Linked DNA regions of Homo sapiens: region 1 is linked to region 2. Evidence: chromatin loops called from intact Hi-C (ENCODE). Cell type or tissue: natural killer cell. All regions are shown on one strand. Links, peaks and the distances in the headings refer to the core of each region. The heading gives the core; the rest is flanking DNA. Region 1 overlaps FCHSD2 (FCH and double SH3 domains 2). Region 2 overlaps ARAP1 (ArfGAP with RhoGAP domain, ankyrin repeat and PH domain 1).

Region 1 (12,471 bases), core at 2,294-10,293, 130 kb after region 2:
TCCTCAATGGTCAACTCATCTGGTTGAGAAGCCTGCAGTGTAGGATGGTCATGGACAAAATTAAAAAGGTTAGATAAGGAGCAGATGTGAGCTGATCATGACAAAAACTGGGGATCAAAATATTGAAATGATTTTGAGAAACATGTTGAACATAAAAATTTAAATGCTGTAAAACTTTCATAATGAGGTGAAGTTTTACTTTAAAAAACTAAACAGAATAAAACCATAACAAAAACTCAAGAAACTGAATCCTCAAGAGGCAATGACGTTCAATGAACAGAACATGTAAGCCTGGGCAACACAGCGAGACCCCCATCTCTACCAATAAATAAATAAATAAGTAAATAAATAAATAAAATTAGTCAGGCATGGTGGAACATGCCTGTAGTCCCAACTACTTGGGAGGCTGAGGTGGGAGGATCGCTTGAGCCTGGGAGGTTGAGGCTGCAGTGAGCCATGAGTGAGCCACTGCACTCCAGCCTGGGCAACAGAGCGAGACCCTGTCTCTAAAAAAACAAACAAAAAAAGAGAGCACTTCCTGGAAGTAGAGGACCTGGGTTCCAACTCCAGCTTCTGTATCAAGTTATTCAACTTGATGCCTCCATTTCTTTGAAATGACAATCCTGCCATTTTCTGGAGGATGTGAGTCAATGTGGGATGGATAAGCACAGAACTGTGATGATTTGGGAAGCAAAGGCAAACGAGAAGGCACTGAATTGGAACTGCTACCAGAGGGCTCCCATGGACAAGCATGCAGTGAAAATGCAAAGAACTATGTACGTGAATTTGATGATAGTGGGTGCAGTGCCTAGGATTGATCTGGAATCACTGTAAAGCAGTGGCCAAAAGAAAAAAATTGTAGGAAAGGAAATGATTGAGATCAGTCATGGTTTGGATTTCTTATGCTCCAACTTAACTGTGTGGAGACTGAGCTGATCCATTTGCGTGCTACCGTACAAGCTGCTAACCATAATGGTTTTATTATCCCTGACAGCAGCAATCCACCAGCATCAGCCACCCACATGTTGCCCTTGAGACTGCCAAATCTGTAAACGCTCTGAGGCTCCACAGAGGGGCTGGAAAGTCCGTGTGGCTTTGCTTCCTAACAGTCTTGCCTGTCATGTGTAATAGACAGGGGCCTGCTGGCTTCTGGCTCTCTAGAAAACAGTCTTAAAAGCTTTCCCCAAGTCCCAAGATGGGTTAAAACCATCACCTAAAACCATAAAGTTTTTAAAATCTCACAATCTCAAAATGTAAAATTAACTCCAAGTTACACAAACAAAAATAAGGCAAAAAAGGGGTCATTTTCAAGATCAATTTCCCATTTTATGAACATTAAAACATTTCATCAAAATCCAGATTCTGGATGTTGCCATAGCTCCCTGAGACAGAAAAATAATATTGAGGAAAAAACCCCACTCATTTACCCTTGATAGCTTTTCCAATGGAATTCCTTCACTACTCTGAAACCACACTATGCCTTGAATATGCCAGCAAAAGGCATTTTTGTAATAAAAATGTTTTTCATGGCAAGACCTAAAAAGTATCAACACGACCAGACGTTAATGTATGTGACAGCAAACCAGGGAGGTAGTACACTTTTAAATAAACTGCTGCCCTTATAAAAAGCTATGGAGAGGCTGAGTGAGGTGGCTCACGTCTGTAATCCCAGCACTTTGGGAGGCCAAGGTGGGTGGATCACTTGAGGCCAGCAGTTTGAGACCGGCCTGGGCAACATGGCGAAACCCTGTCTCTATGAAAAATACAAAAAATTGGTGGGTGTGGTGGCACGTGCCTGTAATCCCAGCTACTTGGGAGGCTGAGGTGGGAGGATCACTTGAATCAGGGAGGCAGAGGTTGCAGGGAGGCAGAGGTTGCAGTGAGCCGAGATCACACCACTGCACTCCAGCCTGGGTGACAGAGCAAGACCCTGTCTCAAAAAAAAAAAAAAAAAAAAAAAACAACAACAAACAAACAAAAACCATGGAGGTCCATGCAAGTTTTTCAACACTGCAGCACTAGTTGTCCAATGTAAGCAGACACTAGCTTGATCATCCCATCCTAAAGCAGTGATGACCAATTCTTCCACCTAACAAGGTCAAGTTCTTTGCATGGCTATCAAGACCCTGCAGAGTTTGGTCCCTGTGGGCCTCTTGACGCTTTGGCCCCTGCACACTATTTCTATTCTCTGAGCATACCATGTTCTTCCTTGCCTCTGTGCTTTTATAGGTGTTCTTCCGTCCATCAGGCTCTGTTCCCTCTTTCCTATCTGATGAGCAGACTTAGATTACTGTGGGTTTAAGTCCAGCTTCAGTATATTTTTATGGGCAAGTGACTGTAAGATACCTTTGAACCTCAGTTTTCTTTTTTCGTACTAGAATATAAGCTCAATGAGGGCAAAGATTTTTGTCTGTTTTGATCAATGCTATATCCCAGAGCCTAGAAAAGCCCACAGCACTGATACATGGAAGGTGCTCAAGCACTATTTGTTGAATGAATGGGGTGTTTGATAATATCTTCCTCATAGGGTTATTGAAGGGATTACAAATAAATAGATAGATAGATAGATAGATAGATAGATAGATAGATAGATAAGTAGTTACGATTACTTTTGACTTGAGACTGAGCGCATATGTTTTCCCAGACTACTCATGATGAGTAAGCTGCTCCTCCTTTTGCTCTTTTTTTTTTTTTTTTTGAGACGGAGTCTCACAGTGTTGCCCAGGCTGGAGTGCAGTGGTGCCATCTCGGCTCACTGCAACCTCTGCCTCCCAGGTTCAAGAAATTCTCCTGCCTCAGCCTCCCAAGTAGCTGGGATTACAGGTGCACACCACCATGCCTGGCTAATTTTTTGTATTTTTAGTAGAGACGGGGTTTCACCATGTTGGTCAGGCTGGTCTCGAACTCCTGACCTCGCGATTCGCCCGCCTTGGCCCCGCAACGTGCTGGGATTACAGGCGTGAGCTACCGTGCCCAGCCCCCATTTTGTTCTTAAAAGGCTCTCTGAGCGTCCCCATAACACTGACTACCATGATGCTCTAATGAGTTTGTCCTTGTGAGCTTCCTACTAGAAATAATTAGGGACTACATTTCTTCTCACTTACCCCAACTAAAGACAGTGAGCAGTAAATGGTTATTAAATACACACATACTCTCATACTGTCTCCTTAAGTCCTAGTATCCAGTGACAACCAGAGCTCCGTTTCCACCAGTATCTCTCCAAATTTCCTGTATTTCTTTTAAAACAATATGTTTTTCCTGATTATATCATACATGTTCATCGTAGAAAAGCTGGAAAATATGCATAATTGAGCTCTTACGGTACATACAATTTGGTATCCTACCTTTTAATTTAATATTAGGACATAAGGGTTTCTTCTTATATAGAAAAACTCTTGATGAAAATTTCAGTAAGTTTCATAATATTATATGTTATGGCTATAGTATATGAATGTCTAGTTTAATTATTCTCATTGAACTGCCAAATTTAAATTTTTTTAAAATTTATTTTTTAGAGGCAGGGTCTCACTCTGTCACTCAGGCTGGAGTGCAGTGGTGTAATCATGGCTCACTGCAGCCTCGATCTCCTGGGCTCCAGTGATCCTCCTGCCTGAGCCTCCTGAATAGCTAGGACGATAGGCATGTGCCACCATGCTCAGCTAATTTTAAAATTTTTCTGTAGAGACCAGGTTTTTCTTTGTTGCCCAGGCTGGTCTCAAACTCCCGGCTTCAAGTGATCTTCTCGCTTTGGCCCCACAAAGTGTTGGGATTACAGGCATGAGCCATTGCATCCAGTCATGAGCTCTATTATCCTCACTGATGTCTCTATCAGAATGAGGTCAAGGGAAGGATTCATTTGTTCATGCCTTCCATCATTCAAGTATTCATTCCACAATTATTTACTAATGACCTACTACGTGCTGGGCATTGTCCTAGGGGCTGAAGACACACAGACAAGGTAAACATACAGAGACAAAACTTCTCCCTTCATGGACCTTTAGCGGGGAGTCAAAGAAATATGAAAACTAAGATTAAGTTTGGCTGGGCAGAAGTGCCATACATTATAAAGCAGTACTATATGAAAGGACATTTTTGTGTCCAAAACTTTTCTATATTATGATTTACTTCCTTAGGATGGATGCTAATAGGGTCAAAAGTTATGAACATTCTTAAGGCTTTTGACTCTAACCTTTTTTTTTTTTTTTTTTTTGAGACAGAGTCTCGCTCTGTCACCCAGGCTGGAGCGCAATGGTGCGATCTTGGCTCACTGCAACCTCCTCCTCCTGAGTTCAAGTGATTCTCCTGCCTCAGCCTCCCTAGTAGCTGAGATTACAGGCGCCCGCCACCACGCCCAGCTAATTTTTGTATTTTTAGTAGAGATGGGGTTTCACCATGTTGGTTGGGCCAGTCTTGAACTCCTAACCTCAGTGATCCACCTGCCTCATTTTCCCAAAATGTTGGGATTACAGGCGTGAGCCACCATTCCCGGCCAACTCTAACCATTAAATATAGTTTCTTTGTTCTCACCAGATTATTCGAGGCCTCCTTTTTGGTCTGGACTATAAGAATTATGATTAGGCTTAAAGTCAGTCCCTCTGTATCCTAATCTGTCCTCTAGAATATCTATACCATGACCAGGTTAGCTTCTTAAAAGTCCAATCTGATTTCAGGCCATCTAAGGATCTTCCTAGCCAGGATAAAAACCAAACCTCTAAGTCTGGTACCCAAGGCCCTTTACTATCTGACAACAAACACCTTTATGCACAGCCCCTCTGTTCTCCCACTCCTACACCACTGAATTTAACATTTCCTGAACACCCCACACTCTCATCACACTCTGTCTCTATACCTGCTGTTCTCTTTGCTTAGAAGGCTCTTTCCTCTCCCTACCTTCTCACTGCATCTAGAAAGGTCTTAAATCATGACCTACTTTAAATGCCACCTCATCTGTAAAATTTCTCCCAATGATCCAGGTAGAATTAGTGGCTCTACCTTTACTATAAATCTTTTCACACTTGTTCTATTTTCCAGTTTAATATTTAACCCTTCATAGATTGTCCATTCCTAGAGGGGAGAGATGTCATATTCATTCTGGCATCCCCCCAGTGTATCACATATTGGGCACTCTATATGTTTATTCAATGATTAACTGACTAAATAGATGTTCATAGTCTATTTAACGCAGGGATGTGCCTGGGATATGCCAACAGAGGGAATGTTGAATGAATGTGAACTGTTTAAAATCACTCAGACACTTAGGAATCTCTCTATTTAAGGAACTTAAATTTTAGTTCTGGGACGTTCAAGTAAATATAATGGGAGGTGGTATCAGGAAACAATTCCAATGCTAGTTTTATAATACCCTGTAATACCTTTCCAAGTATCTGAGAAGATGATTTTAAATTTTCAAAAGATTATCAAAACGATTTACATTGGAAAAAAATGCTAACACTTTCAATGAACAGGAAGTATTATGAATTTAAATATAAAATGAAAGGATGTTAAACTCAAAACAAGTCTGGGAATCACTGATATTGAGGTTACCAAACACTGCCACCTTTTGGCTACACAGGGATGTGGCGGAGGAGTGAATCTGGTGCATGACAGGTGGATTCTCTCTCCAGGACCTTCCCTTCTGATAGCCTTCCGCATTGCCCCTTCTCACACATGCCTCCACCAGAACAGGGGCAAGAGAAGATTCATGTATTCACGCCTCCCTTCCAACATTCATGTAGTCATCCCACAATTATCTACTGATGACCCACTATGGCTGGACATCGTCCTCGGGGCTGAAGACACACAGACAAGGTACACATACACAGACAAAATTTCTGCCTTCATGGACCTTTAGTGGAGCATCAAAGAAATATGAAAATAAATAAGATTAAGTTTGGCTGAGCAGAAGTGCTATATAATAAAAGAGGCAATGGGATAACAAGTAGTGACTGAGGAGTTGGTTATTTATTTAGGTGGTTATGGGTGACCTTAAGAAGGAACTATTTGAGCTGAGCTTCAATGAGGAGCAGGGGACAACCAACTGAGATTTGGGGAAAAAAAGAGTTCTAGGCAGACGGAGTAGCAAGTGAAAGACGTCAAGTCAGAGCCTAAACTCATCACCATTCTGTTATGTTGCCCCAATATTAACCTAATAACAATTTTATGCTAAGTACAGCTTGAGAGACTGGATGGATACAGTCATGTGTATCTTCAGAGTTAATCAGAATTTAATAACATTATGTTGGAGAAATACAAACCTTGTAGGAATAAACAACTTTGCAGGTGAGTGGATAATTTCTTAAGGTGCCAGAAGGGCTGGAACTGCTGTCATCGAAAACATCCATGTTATCTTCAAACTCTTCGCCTTCTTCTCTTTCGGTATCTGCATTAAGCTAAGAAAAATTAGAAACCATTGGCTAGTTTCCTTACTTCAAGAAAATGGTTGAAAGCCGGAAAAACACTTAAAACCTGATTGTTTCAAAATGTTAATTTGCCTTTTAACTCTGCATAGAAATGACTATCTTTCGCACTTACATTTTTCATGTTATGAAAGAATAGAGTTTTTTTTTTTTTTTTTTTTTTTGAGATGGAATTTCGCTCTTGTCACCCCGGCTGGACTGCAATGGCGTGATCTTGGCTCACTGCAACCTCGGCCTCCCAGGTTCAAGAATTCTCGTGCCTCAGTCTCCCGAATAGCTGGGATTACAGGCACCCACCACCACACCTGGCTAATTGTTTTGTATTTTTAGTAGAGATGGGGTTTCACCATGTTGGCCAGGCTGGTCTTGAACTCCTGGCCTCAAGTGATCCACTCACTTCGGCTTCCCAAAGTGCTGGTATTACAGGTGTGAGCCACTGCACCAGGCCTAGGACAGAGATTTTTTTTTATTTTATTTTTGAGACGGAGTCTCGCTCTGTTGCCAGGCTTGAGTGTAGTGGCGTGATCTCGGCTCACTGCAAGCTCTGCCTCCTCAGCCTCCCGAGTAGCTGGGACTACAGGTGCCCACCACCACGCCCGGCTAATTTTTTGTATTTTTAGTAGAGATGGGGTTTCACTGTGTTAGCCACGATGGTCTCGATCTCCTGACCTTGTGATCCACCCACCTCAGCCTCCCAAAGTGCTGGGATTACAGGTGTGAGCCACCGTGCCTGGCCAGGACAGAGATTTTTTTTAAATCAAGAAGGAAGTTTCTGTCAAATATGTAAGAAATATTTATCAGTATCCTTTCACTTTTCACTGTTAAGTACTGACTGACAAGGGCCTCTAAATTTTAACTGATCCTGTTAGTGAACATTAAAAAGGTTTCAGGCCAGGTGTGTGGTGGCTCACGCCTGTAATCCAAGCACTTTGGGAGGCCAAGGTAGGTGGATCACTTGAGGTCAGGAGTTTGAGACCAGCCTGGCCAACATGGTGAAACCTAACCCCATCTCTATTAAAAATAGAAAAAAAATATAGCCAGGCATGGTGGTGCATGCCTGAAGTCCCAGCTACTGCGAAGGCTGAGGCAAGAGAATTTCTTGAACCCAGGAGGTGGAGACTAAGTGAGCCAAGAAAGATTGCACCACTGCACTACAGCTGGGGCGACACAGCGTGACTCTGTCTCAAAAAAAAAAAAAAAAAAAAAAAGGTTGCTAAGTGCTACCAAGGATGTGGAGAACAGGATTTCATCTATGGCTGGTAGAAATGTGAATTCATACATCCTTTTGAAAAAACAACCTGTTCACTGAAATTAAAAACTAAACATACCATTGATCTAGCAATTCCGCTTTTATGAATACATCATGGGGAAATAAAAGCACCAAGGTGTAAGACTATGTATTTTAAGATGTTTACTGCAACACTGCCTGTAGTGACAAACGCCTCGACACAATCTATATGTCCATCAACAGGGGAATGTTTGAATGCACTCTGATGTATCCATATTATAGATTAATAACACTCATTAAAAATAAAGGTTGCCGGCCGGGTGAGGTGGCTCATTCCTGTAATCCCAGCACTTTGGGAGGCCGAGGTGGGCGGATCACAAGGACAGGAGATCGAGATCATCCTGGCTAACACGGTGAAACCCCATCTCTATTAACAAAAAAACAAAAAATTAGCCGGGCATGGTGGCATGCGCCTGTAGTCCCAGCTACTTGGGAGGCTGAGGCAGGAGAATTGCTTGAACCTGGGAGGCAGAGGTTGCAGTGAGCCGAGATTGTGCCACTGCACTCCGGCCTGGTGACAGAGCGAGACTCTGTCTCAAAACAAAACAAAAAATAGAAAACAAAACAAGAAAAAAAATAAAGTTCGTGAAGTATGTGAAAAAACACTCAATATCACTAAAGAAATGCAAATCAAAACCACAATGAGATACCATCTCACATCAGTCAGAGTGGCTTTTTTTTTTTTTTTTTGAGATAGGGTCTTGCTCTGTTATCCAGGCTGGAATGCAGTGACACAATCACGGTTCATTGCAGTGTCAACCTCCTGGGCTCAAGCAATCTTCCTGCCTCAGCCTCCCAAATAGATGGGACTATAGGTGTGCACCACCACACCTGGCTAATTTTTGTTTTTGGTGTTTTTTTTTTGGTAGATAAGGGGTTTCACCACGTTGCTTAGGCTGGTCTTGAACTCCTGGGTTCAAGTGATCCTCCCGCCTTGGCCTCCCAAATTGCTAAGATTATAGGAGTGAGCCATCATGCCTGGCTGAGAATGGCTATTATTTAAAAAGTCAAAAAATAACAGATGCTGGTGACGTTATGGAAAAAAGGGACGCTTATACACTGCTGGTGGGAGTATAAATTAGTTCAGCCACTGTGGAAAGCAGTGTGGCAATTCCTCAAAGAGCTAAAAACAGGACTACCATTCAACCCAGCAATCCCATTACTGGACACATACCCAAAGGTACATAAATCATTCTACTATAAAGACACATGGGCAGGAGTGGTGGCTCATGCCTGTAATCCCAGCACTTTGGAAGGCTAAAGTGGGTGGTGCCAAAATGGCGAAACCTTGTCTCTACTAAAAATACAAAAATTAGCCAGGCGTGGTGGTATGCCTATAATCCCAGCTATTCAGGAGGCTGAGGCACGAGAATTGCTTGAACCTGGGAGGTGAAGGTTGCAGTGAGTCAAGATTGTGCCAGTGCATTGCAGCCTGGGCAACAGAGCAAGATTGTCTTAAAAAAAAAAAAGACACATGCACACATGCACGTGTATATTCATTGCAGCACTATTTATACTAGCGAAGACATGAAATCAACCTAAATACTAATCAATGACAAGTTGAATAAAGAAAATGTGGTACATATATACCATGAAATACTAGGCAGCCACAAAAAAGAATGATGTCTTCTGTAGGAACATGGATGGAACTGGAGCCCATTATCCTTAACAAACTAATACAGGAAGAGAAAACCAAATACTGCATGTTCTCACTAATAAGTGGGAGCTAAATGATGAGCACTCATGGACACAAAGAGGGGAACAACAGACACTGGGGCCTACTTGAAGGCAGAAGGTGGGAGGAGGGAGAGGATTAGAAAAAATAACTATTGGGTACTAGGCTTAGTACCTGGGTAGTGAAACAATTTGTAAAACAAACCCCCATGACACGAGTTTACCTATATAACAAACCTGCACATGTACTCTTGCACTTAAAAGTTTTTTTAAAAATTGAGTTCGAGACTAGAAAGCCCAGAAATAAACCTTCACATACATGATTAAATGATTTTCAACAAGGATGCCAAGACCACTCAGTGGAGGAAAGGACAGTTTTTCAACAAATGTTGCTGGAAAAATTGGATACCCATATGCAAAAGAATGACATTGAAATCTCACCTTATACGATACACAGAAAAAATTAAATGGATCAAATACCTAAGCCTATGAAACTTTAAAAGAAAACACAGGGGAAACACTTTATGACACTGGATTTGGCAATGATTTTTTTGGAGACAGAGTCTCGCTCTGTTGCCCAGGCTGGAGTGTAGTGGCGCAATCTTGACTCACTGCAACCTCCGCCTGCCAGGTTCAAGCAATTCTCCTGCCTCAGCCTCCCAAGTAGCTGGGACTACAGGTGCATGCCACCACACCCGGCTAATCTTTTGTATTTTAGTAGAGATGGGGTTTTACCGTGTTGCCCAGGCTGGTCTCGAACTCCTGAGCTCAGGCAATCCCCCCACCTCAATGAGTTTTTTAAATATGATACCAAGAGCATAGGCAACAAAAGAAAAAAACAGATAAATTGAACCTTATCAAAATAAAAAATATGTATGCATCAAAGAACAATAGAGTGAAAAGACAACCCACAGAATGGGATAAGGTATTTGCAAGTTATGTATCTTAAAAGGGACTAATATCCAGAATATATAAAGAATCCCTAAAACTGACCATCAACAACAAATAATCCAATTAAAAATGGGCAAAAGATTTGAAGAGATATCTTTCCAAATAATTTATGTAAATAGCCAATAACCACATGAAAATATGCTCAACATCACTAATGATTAGGGAAATGCAAATCAAAACCACAATGAGATACCATTTCACACCCATTAGGATGCTGTTATATATATTTTTAAAAACCCAGAAAATAACAAGTGTTGACAAGGATGTGGAAAAATTGGAACTTTTATACACTGCTGGTAGGAATGTAAAATGGTACAGCTGCTATGGAAAAACAGTAACATGTTTCTTCAATAAATTAAACACAGAATTACCACATAATTCAGCAATGCCATTTTGGGTATATACCCAAAAGAACTGAAAGCACAGACTTGAACAGATATTTGTAAACAAATGTTCACAGCCACATTATTCACAAAAGGTAGAAGCAACTCAAATGTCCATTGAGAGATGAATGGATAAGTAAAATGTATGTATATACCACAAACCAAATAAAAATGTGGTATACATACATACGATGGAATATTATTCTCTGTCTGTCTACCTATCTGTCTATCTGGTTAGAGACAGGGTCTCGCTCTGCTGCCCAAGCTGGAGTGCAATGGTGCGATCATAGCTCATTGCAGCTTTGAACTCCTGGATGCAAGGGATCCTCCTACTTCAGCCCCCCGAGTAGCCGGGACTACAGGAACATGCCACCATGCCCAGTTTATTCAGTCTTAAAAAGGAGGGAAATTTTGACACATGCTACATATGACATGGGTGATCTTTGAGGCCATTATGCTAAGTGGAATAACCCAGTCACAAAAAGATAAAATACTCTGATTCTACTTATTTGAGGTATGCAGAGTAGTCAAATTCATAGAGACAGAAAGCAGAATGGTGATTGTCAGAGGCTGCATGATGGGGAGTTATTGCTTAATGGCCAGAAAGTTTTACTTTTGCTAGATGAAAAGAATACTAGAAATGGGCCAGGCACGGTGGCTCATGCCTGTAATCCCAGCACTTTGGGAGGCCGAGGCAGGCAGATCACGTAAGGTCAGGAGTTCGAGACCAGCCTGGCCAACATGGTGAAACCCTATCTCTACTAAAAATACAAAAATTAGGCCAGGCACGGTGGCTCACACCTGTAATCCCTGCACTTTGGGAGGCCGAGGCAGGCAGTTCACCTGAGGTCGGGAGTTCGAAACCAGTCTGACCAACATGGAGAAACCCTGTCTCTACTAAAAATACAAAATTAGCCGGGTGTGGTGGCGCATGCCTATAACCCCAGCTACTCAGGAGGCTGAGTCAGGAGAATCGCTTGAACCTGGGAGGCGGAGGTTGCTGTGAGCTGAGATCGTGCCATTGTACTCCAGCTTGCCTGGGCAACAAGAGCAAAACTCCGTCTCAAAAACAAACAAACAAACAAACAAACAAACAAACAAAAAAGACCAAAAAGTTGCTGGGTGTGGTGGCAGGTGCCTGTAATCCCAGCTGCTCAGGAGGCTGAGGCAGGAGAATCACTTGAACCCGGGAGGCGGAGGTTGCAGTGAGCCAAGATCATGCCACTGTACTCCAGCCTGGGTGACAGAGTGAGACTCCATCTCAAAAAAAAAAGAGTTCTGGAGATGGATGGATGGTGGGGATGGTTCCACAATGATGTGAATGTACTTAATGCCACTAAACTTACACTTAAAGTGGTAAATTTGTATATTTTACCATACACACGAACAAACGTGAAAAGCACACTCTCTTCTGAAATGTAACACAAGGAGAATAATTTTTTAACCCAGTTTCAAGGTATATTACCCATCATAGCTAAAAGGCATTTATTAATTGAAATGGCATTGAGTGTAAAAAATGAGTTAGATCCACAGGCACTTACCTAGAGCACTGTCCGTGATATAGTGAATATAAATAATATTTATATGAGCATACGTATCTGACAGGGGAAGGCAGAATGAGAAGAATAAAGACTGGAGAATAGAGGAAATGACTGACTTGCTTTTTATATACATCTATACTCTTTGAACTATTAGAATATGCACGTTTTACTTTTTAAATTAAAAACCTAATAAAGAAGAGACAAACAGCCTCAAATAT
Region 2 (12,205 bases), core at 1-8,000:
TTCCTAGGGTCTCACTTGCTAGAATGGGATGTCCACGGTCTGCTTCTCTCAACTTCTGCACAAGCCGGGAGCCCCTAGGGCCAGTCCTCTCCATGCCGCCAGCAGTTCCCAGCACAGAAGGGGCTTTAGTAAGTGGGTACTGAATGACCACCACCCTACTCGCATCCTCATCACTGGAGAAGGTCTGCAGCTCCCCAAACTCTCCATACAGCAGTGCCCAGTTAACCTGGAGCCCATCCTCACAACCGCGCCTTCACCCAGCTCTCAGCACTTCTCCCTGGGACAACAGCTACCACTTGCTAAGCGCTCACTATGTGCCAAACATTCTGCTAGGGGCTTTTTTTCATATAATGACCTGGGATTATTAACTCCATTGTGCTCAGGGCATGCCTCCTCCTCCAGGAAGTCCATCAAACCGCTCCCTCCCTCCTCTAAGCCCACACAACCTGTTTGACCTTCCACCACCAGACCTACACTCAGCTTTCCCACAGGCCAGCCCTGCTGTCTGGGCAGGAGGTGGCAGAGGCCCCTTTCCCATGGCAGCTCTAAGCGCTTCCCAGGCCTGGCCCTGTGCTGGCTCCTGAGGGCAGCAGCAGGAGGAAGTTCATCCTCAGGGAGCTCACAGAAGTACTGAGCTCTTCCTGGGTCCAGCCCAGGCCTGGCCTGGCCTGGCAGAAAGAGCAGGTGCAGTTATCCGCTGGGCCCTATGGAAAAGATGAGCCAAGGGCACAGGGCAGGGCTGAAGAGTGCCGGGTGGGTGGACAGGACTTGGTTAGAGGTCTATGTCCCCAATAAGCCAAGCACAGGATTGTTGAATTCATTAGGGATCCACGGTAACTCAGGAAAGGGGAGACCAGCCCCCACACTCCATAAGCACCCACCACAGCACCAGTCCTGGGGAGGAGGGGTAAGCAGCACACCATCTCCCCATCACCCTGGTCTGGGGGTGAGAGGTTCAGAATCACAGCACCCTTGAACTTGACAGTGAAATAAGCCAAACTAAGCCTCCCCAACGAATCCCCAGAGGGGTGTAGGGAGGTGGGAGCAGAGAAGTAAGGTGATCAGCACCAGGCCCCCAAGGGGCAAGAACCCCAAAGAGGAGTATTCTGTGGGGCAGAGTCTGAGAAAGGCCCAGAAAACAGGCACCGTGGGCTCCTGGTGGACCCAGGAGAGGCGTATGGGGAGGTGGAGACCTAGAAAGCCCAGGGAAGAGGGAGGGATGAGACAAGGGGAGAAAAGGAAAAGGCAGGGGAAAAAGAGAAGAAGTGGGGAAAGTGAAATAAGACAAAACTCTAAGAGAAAAAAAGAGAAGGGGGAGGAGAGCAGCACAGAAAACCAGGCCAGAGGTGACAGACAGGGACTTCAGCCCTCCCAGGGCCTCCCTCCTACGTGCCCAACAGCAACAACAGCAACGGCGGCACCTCGCTTACCCTCAGACGCCTGCTGGGTCTTGGGGCTGAGGACTCCCACAGCTCCGGCCAGGCGGGCTGCGTATGCCCAAGAATGTCGTGTACCTGCCCGTGCAAGCCTGGGTCCCGCCTGGGCTGGTCTCGCAAACAGCCTGGCCCCTGGCCCCTGGGTGGGTCTGAGGCTGCGTTCTCTTGGAGGTTTTTGAGCCCAGGTATGGCTTTGCACCTGTGATTTATGTCTTTAAGTGTTTGTGAATCACTTCTCTACGTGCGTGTGTGTTTGTTTCTGTGTATAACTGTGGATCTGTCCAGGAGGAAAGGACAGAGAGAGAGAGAGAGAGAGAAAGACAGAGGGAGAGAGAGAGAGAGTGTGTGTGAGTGTGTGTGACTCTGTGTGTCTGTGTGTATGTGTGTGTGTATGTCTGCACCCAGCTCTGGTCTCCCGGAGGCTTCCTGCTTTGTGTCTCCCCCACCTCCTGCAGCCGTGGCCAACACACACACTTCCTGAAAACACTGAGAAAGCGAAAAGTCACCCAGAATCCCCCGGGGCAGACACTTCCTCCCCGCCCCCAGGCTGCACCCCCACCCAAGCTGGGAAGAGACAACCAACAGTGTCCACTGATCTTGCAGGCCCTCACAGGGTGGATGCCCAGGAAGTCCTGACTGACAAGCCCTGGCGGTGGCCTCTCCACCACTCCACCCGCATAAGGAGACAGAGAGGCTAGGAAAGAGGCTCTCTGAAGGGCGCAAGTTCTGCCCTGGCAACAAGTGATCAGCCTCCAGGAAGACCAGGGATTGGCTGGACTGCAGGGCAGTCAAGGGCACAGGAGGGAAGCCTTGGCAGTGTGGCTCCAGCTGGGCAGCTGCCTTCTGGGCACACACTCCTTCTTCCTGAGGTGCCTCCAGGCATCCAGGTATCAGAGGGGGACACCAAAGGCCAGAGCAAGCTGGGAGGGGATCTGCGGCATGACCCTGGAACCTCACATCAGAAACGACCCCTCTGCCACCCTCAGGGAAGCCAGTTCACAGGGCTCATGTCTGCGGCATTTAAGAGCTGAGTAGACCTGACCTGAAGCCAGGAGGCAGGGTCTGGGCACCGGCTTCCCTTCTGCAGGGCTGGGTGACTCTGGGCAAGTTTCTCAGCATCTCTGGGCTCCTCAGCAAGCACCCCACCACGAGTTTAAATTAATGGTAGGGTGCCGAGTGCAGTGGCTCACACCTGTAATCCCAGTGCTTTGGGAGGTCGAGGCAGGAGCATTGCTTGAGCCCAGGAGTTCAAGACCAGCATGGGCAACAAAGGAATACCTCGTCTTTACAAAAGATTTAAAAATTAGCCAGGTGTGGTAGCACACACTTGTAGTCCCAGCTACTTGGGAGGCTGAGGTGGGAGGATTGCTTGAGCCCAGGAGTTCGAGGCTACAGTGAGCTATCATGGCACCACTGCACTCCAGCCTGGGCAACAGAGAGAGACTTAGTCTCTATTAATAATAATGATGATAATAATAATAATAATAGCAGGGGGTGCAGACTCTGGGGGTGATGTAGAGTCCCCCTAGGCCAGGCAGAATCATGAGCCTGGTTCTGAGAGTCCTGGGCCATGCCAAGGCCAGGAGGAGGGAACTCCATCCTTGCTTGTTTTCTGATTTGCCTAAACCTTGGTCTGTGGCCTACAATCCTATCACAGCCTCGTTCTTCCCACCTGTCTCCTCTGAAGACCTCTCCCTTCCTAAAATATCTGGGATGACGTAGGTTGGGTAGTAGGATGGGGGACAGGGAGCTGGGGCGGTGAGCTCAGGGCCCTATGGCCCAGCTGTGCTGAGGGCACTCACTGGGTGCTGAGTCACATGCGTGTTTACCCACATGCACCCCAAGCTCAGCACGTGCCAGTACACAAGCTCACGTTGGCAATCATTTACTCACCCACACGATATACTTCCCAAGGGCCTATTAGGCATCCAGCACTGTTCTAGATGTTGGGGATTCTGCAGCAAACAAAATCGACTAGGATCCTGGCCCCAGTGGAGCTGCCATCCTAATGGGCTCTCCCTCTTGGCAGCACATGTACACACACGTGCACACACTGGCTCAAGCCTGACAGTGCACAAATAACACAAATGTCATGTTCTGCTCAAACAGCACGTGCACACTCGCGGATGTACTCACACACTGTTGGGGTCTCCACCACAGCAGTAATTGAGCACAAAGGTCCTGATAAACTCACATACACACCACTCCATGTCACCACTGAAACTGCACAAATCCCTACATGCTTCTACATCTTAGTAGCACACACTCTCAGAACCTGTCTGAATGTGTAAATGCACAGACATTCTACTACCCTGACAGCTTGTACTACCACCCACACCCATCTGTATGGGTGCACACACAGACTGGCCCAGACATGCCTCACACTGACTCGAGACACTGAGAGTACACACATGCACACGCATCCACCCCCAAGCTCCACTGGGGAGCCTGGAGATGACCGGCCTCAGCCACCACATGACCTTGTGTGAAAGGCCCTAAGGTTGAGAGAGTGAGTTCCCCATCATGAGGGGTTGCAAGCAGGGGTAGGAAGGCCATGTCATGAGACACTGTGATGGGACTCCCACAAGGCGGGGGTGGGCAGGAGCAGTGTTCCTCTCTACATGCCATGGAGCCTGGGGATCACAGGAAGGGACTGAGAGCGGACAAGGTGGCCAGTCAGGGTCCATGTTGGCCCCCACCCTGATCACTACAGCACTCAGTCTTGGCCTGGTATACACACATGAGGCTCCATCTGCTGTGAGTTTTTCCTACCACAGGGCTTTGAAGACCATACACTCTCTGAGTTGAGTGTGTACAAAGCTGAAGACTGCATATGCCCATGACTCCAACTGCCAAAGACCCCAGGACACAGGAAGCCAGGCTTGGTAGCTTACCCACTACCATACTCTGCCGTAAGGAATAGTCCCAAATTGCAGGAAATACTTTTCTTCCAATTCTCTTAGCACAGAACAGATTTTGGGTACTCAAACTACAAGGGGCTAGACCTTTTCCCGACCATGGCGCCTGGCCTCCTCCTCATGTTGCCTAAATGGCTATGTTCAGACAGGCTCTGAGAGTAGGCATTGGTACCCTGGAGCCCTGGGGTGTGGACAGGACTTCCTCCTACCCAGCAAGCCTCCTGAACTCAGATGTCAGTGCCAGGAGGGCCCAGAAGTCTATGGAGGACCACAGAGGGCACCTGATGGGGAAACAGGCCCAGAGAAGCAGGTCCTCATCAGAGTCACAAAGCTAGCTGGGCCCGACCCAGGCATCCTGCCTCCCAAGCAGGAACCCAGGCCTCCACTGCCCGTCCGGGAGTCACAGGAAGGGCCTGAGAGGGGACCTGGCCAGGGCCCTGCTTCTTCCCTTTGTTCACCCACTTCCAACCCCAGAGACAGACAGACAGACTTTCTCTTCTCTATCCTCTTCTCTCTTCTAACCTCTCTCTCTCTCTCTCTCTCTCTTTTTCTCTCTCTCTCTCCCCCCCACAAGCTGATGGGGTTGAAATAGAAAACGCTCCTGCATGCAGAAGAATGGTCACTAGAGGGCGCAAGGGCACCAGGAACCTTCAATCTGAGCTTCCCTCCAGGTTCCTGGAGAGACCCTATACCTGTTACGAGTTGTGTGAACCCAGGAAGAGCATGTACCCTTTTTGTGCTTCTACCAATCAACCCTCAAAACACCACAGCACTAGCTTGGTCTTCAAGGCCCCCTGACTTAATGCTCCTCCCTGGGTGGAAAGAATCTCCCAGACCCTCCCCACAAGGCCCCCTGAGTATGTCCTTGGCATGGATCCAGCCAGGGCCCCCTCCCTGCTCTCCCTCTGATTTGTTCATGTCCTGCTCGTAAAGCCAGTACACAAATCTCCCAGAAGGTCTGCTGCAGGGATCATGGAGACCATAGAAACACAGAGCCCAGCAGAGTGCCCAGCAATAAACAAACAGGGACCAGGAGACCTCTCTCCGCACACCCCTTCCTCCTCCAAGAAGCCTTCCAAGATTAGCCTCACTTCGCCCAAGTGCTCCACCAAATCTCCCTCACCCCAAACACATATCTACCCTGTCTGGGGATGCTCCCTGACAGCCGGGCATCCCAGCAGATGGCAGGAAGGGAGGGCGTCTGTGAAGGAGATTAACATGGAATATCCACAGGAGCCAGAGGAAACTCAAGAAAACACAGGGTACCAGAAGCCCCAGAGGGGAAACAGTTCTGAGGAGGGAGGGCATGCCAGATGAGGCCTGAGAAGTGTCCCAGGATTTGCTGACATTTGGCAGTGGGAGAAGGGGACAGGGTGTGAAAGAGCACACCACCAGGACCTGGGCAGTCCCCTCACCCCCAACCCTACCCCGCAGCTTTCCGTTTCCTACACATGTTGCCTCTTGATGCCGGCATGGACCCCGATACCCTGCAGTATCTCACAGTTGCCAGGTCCCAAGCTGAACTCGACTTCCTCCCAAAGTCACTTCTGTCCTTGGGTCTCTGGATCAGTGATGGCACGACTGTCCACCCAGCCACCCAAGACAGAAACCTGGAGGCCTCACTGGCACACGCCCAGCAGCCCAGGCACTGCGCTGAGTACCTGCACAGCTCTCCCCTCCTCCTGAGTCACCAGACAGCAATCCTGTCCTCCGAGCTTTGCACACGCTGTTCCCCCTGCACTTCCGAAGTGCCTTTCTTACCCCAGCACCAAAGGCCACAAACTCCCCATCTACCCTCTGGGATCCTCTGCCTGTGCGCCTCCCACCCTGGGTGGCATCCACTCACCTCACCAGCAGGCGGGGGGGTCCGGTGCGGGGCGGCACGGGTGGAACGCTCAGCTCTGCCAAATGCCGCTTAGCAGGCAGCGGGGGCAGCACAGGGTCTGGGGCAGCTGTGGATGGGGTGGTGAAGCAGGTGGGCGGAAGGCAGCTCCTCCGGGGCGGGATGGGTGGGGCAGCGGGGAGCCCCTCATCCTCTGTAGTGGTGGGCAGCGGCTCGGGTGGAGTGGCAGGCACAGGTGGTGAGCGGAAGATGTGGCGCTTCATGGGCACAGGCCGTGGGGTGGGGCGGGGTGCAGGGGCCGGTGAGGTATGGGCACGGAGCAGGCCAGCCAGGATGCGGCGGCGGTGACCAGGGAGTAGCATGCCCATGTCCATCAGGCGGGTGTCGCTGAGGCCTTGGCACTCAGTGGCCCACACCAGGCCATGCTGCTCAAAGAGCCCCGTGTACTGCTCCAGGTGCAATGCCCGCAGCCACTCGGCCACCGATAGCGCAGCATCCCCAGCCTCTGCCATGGTTCCTGCCAGCGGAGGCCTGACTGGCAGGGCTTTGTCCAGAGCTAGAATAGACAGACAGGCACAGGTCAGAGGCAGGGCTGCCGAGGATTGGTCCCCTCACCAGCAGCCTGCATGGCTCTCTCAAGCCATAGGTTCAAGTTCTGTCCTGGAGCTTCCTCCCCTGTGCTCCATGTGCTAAGCAAGGCCAGGTACTGCCAGGTCTCTGAACACACAGGCTCTTCTCTCCGCCTGAACCCCCTCACCCCTTCCCTTGTGCTATCCCAGCATCCAGCTCATGTTTTCTTCTCTAGGAAACCCTCCATGATCTCTGGGGTTGGTACCACCCCACACCCCAACACACAGCCTTGGCCACTGCCGTGAGAATGGCCAGTGGCATGATTGGTGCTGTGTCTTATACCTCCTCCCCACTGCCCTCTGCAAGACCCACGGCAGGGCTAATTCCCTCTGAGGCACCAGTTCCCAGTGAGGGCCAGGCCAAGGGCTTAGCGAGCATTGAAGGATACCACTGCTGGTCCCTCCTGCAAGCCCAGTCTGGGAGCCGAGACTAGCCTCCCCCTACCTCCATGCCCCTGGAGGAAGTGAAATGCTGTGGGACGTGAGTAAACCCAGCATCACATGGCCTCTGGGGGCCTGGCCCTGGAATTGGGTAAACCCTCCCATCACTAAGGCCATTCATCCATTTGTTCTTTCAAAATAGCCTGGCACTAGGCAATGGGGACTCAGGCTCTACCCCTGCACCCTGTAATCAAGAGCTCCTGGCCTGGTGGGAGTCAAGAGGTGATATGAAGAGGTGACCAAAAGAGGTGATTAGCAGATCAAAGGGAAAAGTCATCTGATTATCTCCACAGACACTAAAGAGGCATATGATAAAACCCAATATCCAGCTTACTTACACAAACAAAAATCTTACTAAAACAGAAATAAATTGATACTTTCTTAAATGAGAAAAGAATATCCATTTTACTGTTGTTATTATTATTCCTCACATTGCTCTGAAAGCTCTGGACAACAAAAATAAACAAGAGGTCTTAAAATCAGAAAGGAAGAGATAAACTATCCATTTGTTGCCAATAATATGAGTGTTGAGTTTGAAAGCCCAAGAAGGTCAACTGAGAAACTATAACAACCAGTAAAGACTTTAGTAAGACAGTTGGGTTCAAAATTAATATAACAGACTGGCCGGGCACAACTATAATCCTAGCACTTTAGGAGGCCGAGGCGGGTGGATTGCCTGAGCTCAAGAGTTTCAGACCAGCCTGGGCAATACAGTGAAACCCCATCTTTACTAGAATACAAAAAATTAGCCAGGCATGGTGGCATGCGCCTGTAGTCCCAGCTACTCAGGAGGCTGAGGCAGGAGAATTGCTTGAACCCAGGAGGCAGAGGTTGCCATGAGCCGAGATCATGCCACTGCACCCCAGCCTGGGCAACAGAGTGAGGCTCCGTCTCAAAACAAAAACAAAAACAAAAACAAAAGAAACAAACGAAAATTAATATAACAGAAATCAACATTTATAAGCAACAAACAGGTAGAAACCAGGATGAAAGACCCCATTTACAAAAGCATCACAAAATAGAAAACACCAATAAACTTCCTAAGAGATAAACAACAGCGATAGGAAGAAAAATTGGGAGTGTTACTGAGGGACAAAAAGAAGACCTGGACAAATGGCAGAGCACAGTAAGTTCTGGATAGAAGACAACATAAAGAGATTAATGATGTCTAAGTTACTTTATAAATGTACACAATCCAATTAAATATGTACAGAATTTTTTTTGAAGCTGATTTGAAATTTCATGTGGAAAAATAAGCAGGAAGAGTGAGGAAAATTCTGGAAGCAGGGGTGGAGGGCGGGGAGGGTAAAGAGTAGGAGTCAACCTCACCACATGTTAAAACATATTATAAAGCCACAATGATTAAAACAGTATATGGTAACAGTGCATGAACAGACAGATCAATTAAACAGAACAGAAAGTTCAAAAGTAGACCCAAATACATATACAAATTTAGGATACACTAAAAGTAGCCTCTCAAACTTGTGGGGAAACAAGGGATTCTTAAGTTGTTGGGACAGCTGTGGAGTGCTCTCAAAAAAAACTAATGTGGATCCCTATCTCACACTTTACAACAAGAAACATTACAGCTGTATCAAAGACTTCAGTATTTTAAAAAACCATGGCTGGGCAAGGTGGCTCACACCTATAATCCCAGCACTTAGGGATGCTGAGGCAGGCAGATCCCCTGAGGTCAGGAGTTTGAGACCAGCTTGGCCAACACGGCAAACCCTTGTCTCTACTAAAAATACAAAAAATTAGCCGGGCATGGTGGCAAGCACCTGTAATCTCAGCTACTCAGGAGGCTAAGGCAGAATTGCTTGAACCCAGGAGGTGGAGATTACAGTGAGCCGAGATCACTGCACTCCAGCCTGGGCAACAGAGAGAGACTCCACTTCAGAAAAAAAAATAAAAAATAAAAAATGAAAGGATTTACGAAATCATCCTAGGGCTGGGTATGGTGGCTCACGCCTGTAATCCCAACACTTTGGGAGGCTAAAGCAAGAGGACTGCTTGAGGCCAGGAGTTTAAGACCAGCCTGGGCAACACAGCAAGACTCTGTCTCTACTAAAAAAAAAACCTAAAAATTAGGCAGCTGCACACTTGTAGTCTCAGCTACTTGTGAGGATGAGGTGGGAGAATTGCTTGAGCCTAGGAGTTCAAGGCTGCAGTGAGCTATGATCACACCACTGCACACCACTGCACTCCACCCTGGGCAACAGAGTGAGACTGTCTCTAAAAAAAAAAAAAAAAAATCATTTCAGAGAGGCAAAAGCCTTCTGGAAATGAAACAAGTCCAGAAGGCACACAGAAAAGACTGAAATATTCAACTCTACAAAAATCAAGCACTCTTGCATGGTAAAAAGCACCATAAGCAAAGCCAAGAGCTAAACAACAAACTAGGGGATATCTGCCACTCATATTCCACACAAAGGGCTCATTTTCCTAAAAGTTGAAAAGCATGCAGAAATAAGAAACGGATCAATAATCTAACAGAAAAATGGGCAAAGAGTATGAATGAAAAAATTTACAAAAAGGAAAATATAAATGGCTCTTAAATATCTGAAAAGGAACTTAACCTCCCCCACACTAGGAAATATGAATGTAAAATATTTTGAAATACTGCTTTCTACCTATCAGATTGTCAAAGAGCAATAAAGTTGGAAAATACAGGCATTGGTGATGTGGTAGGGCATCCCTTCCCTGGCTGTGGAATGCCTCTAGGCATGAAAGCCCTAAGAGATGCAGATGTCTGGGCTGGGCGCGGTGGCTCACACCTGTAATCCCAACACTTGAGGTCAGGAATTCGAGACCAGTCTGGTCAACATGGTAAAATCCCGTCTCTACTAAAAATACAAAAAGTTAGCCAGGCACAGTGGCAGACACCTGTAATCCCAGCTACTCAGGAGTCTGAGGTGCAGGAGAATCGCTTGAACCCAGGATGTGGAGGTTGCAGTGAGCCGAGATCACACCATTGCATTCCAGCCTGGGGGACACTTTGTCCTCCCGCCTCCCCCAAAAACAGAGATGCAGATGGCTGACCCAGCCACCCATAGGCACTTAGCCTGCATTTTTACTGGCACCTGCCAGAATTGACATATATAGAAGGTTACTAGCTACAGTGCCTGTGTTTAATAGCAAAAGAATGGAAATAACCAAAATGGCCATCAATGGGAGAATAGTTAACTAAATTATGTTGTAGTTGTGCAATAGAATACTGAGCGGCCATAAGAATGAGGAAACTCCTCACATATTGACATGGGATGATCTATAAGATACACTGTTAAAGGAGTAAAGAAAAGTGCAGAACAGTTTGTGTAACATTCTCTCTCTGTGAAAAAAACAAGGGGGAGCATGGAGTAGTGTGCAGCTACTGGTAAATGAACAAAGTATCTCTGAAAAGACACATGAGGGCAAGGTGACAACAGTTATCAGCTTCCTCCTAGGACGAAAACTAAGGCCTGAAGGGACAGGAGGGAACAGTGGAAGATGCAGAGTTCACAGGGCCTGAAGTTCATGGGACCTGAAGCTTACACAATTTAAGTGCCCTCTGATATGGTTTGGATGTTTGTCCCCTCCAAATTTCATGTTGAAATGTGACCCCCAATGTTGGAGGTGGACCTAGTGGGAGGTGTCTGGGGTCACGGGGACAGATCCCTCATGAATAGCTTGGTGCCCTCCCCATGGTAACAAGTGAGTTATCACTCTATTTGTTCATGTAAGAGCTAGCTGGTTAAAAGAGCCCGGCTTCTCTCTTGCTTCCTCCCTCACCATGTGACATGCCTGCTCCCGCTTTGCCTTCTGCCCTGACTAAAAGCTTCCTGAGGCCTCACCAGAAGCTGAGCAGATGCTGGTGCCATGCTTATACAGCCTGCAGAGCCCTGAGCCAAATACACCTCTTTTCTTTATAAATTACTCAGGGTATTCCTTGATTGCAATACAAAACAGACTAACACATTCTCCTTAAGAGTATCTCACTTTTGCAAAATTCACAAAAACACATGACCACATGCACACACTGTTCAGGACCCTCTTTAGATCCTGGAAGGAGCCCTGCACCTCAAACTCCAGCTTCCCTGGAAATCCACCTCTGAGGAGAGGGAGACTTTTCACTTCAACATATAAAGATGTCAGTTCCTCCAGGGTTAAGCTAAAACTTTAACACCATCCCAACTAAAATTACCAGCTGGAATTTGTTGAGACCAGCAGATTCTAAAGTTCATATAAAATGATATTAGAGATGTGTTAAGTGGAAAAGCAAGATGCAGAACAGTGTTATGTAAACATCTCGGTTAAAGAAAAAGAAAAAAATATACATATGTTATATATATATGCAAATATAAACACAGAAAACTGGACGGATATATATAAAACTGAGTTTGGGGAGGGGAATTGACAGCTGGGAAGACAGGAGACACTATACCCTTCTGTATCTTTTAAATTTTGTATCATTTTCCAAAAAGTAAATAAAAATTAAAAGGGAATGTGATAACCATGAATAGAGCCTGAGAATGAGAAAGGGAACAAAACTTGCCAGGCAGGGAGGGGAATCCAGTGAGGAGATACATAAACACAGACCTGCAATTCAGCCTGCTGGCCCCTGCCTTGTCCCTCTGTCTCGTACCCCCACCCTGTTCCAAGGTTCCAAGGCCTGCTGGGAGGCTCGTAGCAAGCTCTCTGGGCCTCACCCTCTGCCTCTCAAGCTCAGTTCTCAAAATGGAAAATGGGCTATCAGGTGTCAGCCTCCATCAAGCCTTCCCCGACCTCAATGTTAAGGCCTAGCGTGCCACAGCCAGCCCTGTTCCCACCGCTCCACCTCCTGACTCACCAGCTGGGCTGCCAAGGACGCCCGGGTCCTCCCAGAGACAGCAGCTATTCTGAAGGGCTCCTCATCTCGGCCTGAGGCGGGAGCTGCAAGGACAGGGATGGAGGAGAAAG

The links. A loop is a pair of places that touch in the nucleus more often than their neighbours do. Peaks named below come from ENCODE experiments on the same cell type or tissue, not always from the same donor. Only the 100,000 strongest peaks of a DNase experiment are listed, where the experiment ranks them.
Region 1: it touches region 2 in a loop (7-fold over the local background); 14 of 110 quality-filtered maps call a loop at or near these places.

What each region holds. Positions count from the first base shown.
Region 1 is chr11:72,843,501-72,855,971 of GRCh38, forward strand. It overlaps FCHSD2 (FCH and double SH3 domains 2), which reads right to left. Exons shown (of 20, transcript NM_014824.3): 14 at 6,255-6,389; 15 at 1-32. It also overlaps a transcript of ATG16L2 not described here. Among named protein-coding and RNA genes, the nearest start is that of ATG16L2, 35 kb to the left of the region's middle. RefSeq lists an enhancer at 5,398-5,899. In natural killer cell, for the core only: CTCF peaks have their summits at 5,557 (motif pointing left) and 5,756; a DNase peak (open chromatin) is centred at 5,571.
Region 2 is chr11:72,720,420-72,732,624 of GRCh38, forward strand. It overlaps ARAP1 (ArfGAP with RhoGAP domain, ankyrin repeat and PH domain 1), which reads right to left. Exons shown (of 35, transcript NM_001040118.3): 2 at 12,096-12,178; 3 at 6,201-6,753. The coding sequence starts at 6,709. Among named protein-coding and RNA genes, the nearest start is that of ARAP1, 26 kb to the right of the region's middle. RefSeq lists enhancers at 1,878-1,947, 9,330-9,399. In natural killer cell, for the core only: CTCF peaks have their summits at 4,999 (motif pointing right) and 5,206; DNase peaks (open chromatin) are centred at 1,412, 1,932, 2,172 and 4,992; H3K4me3 peaks cover 1,732 bases; H3K27ac peaks cover 4,245 bases.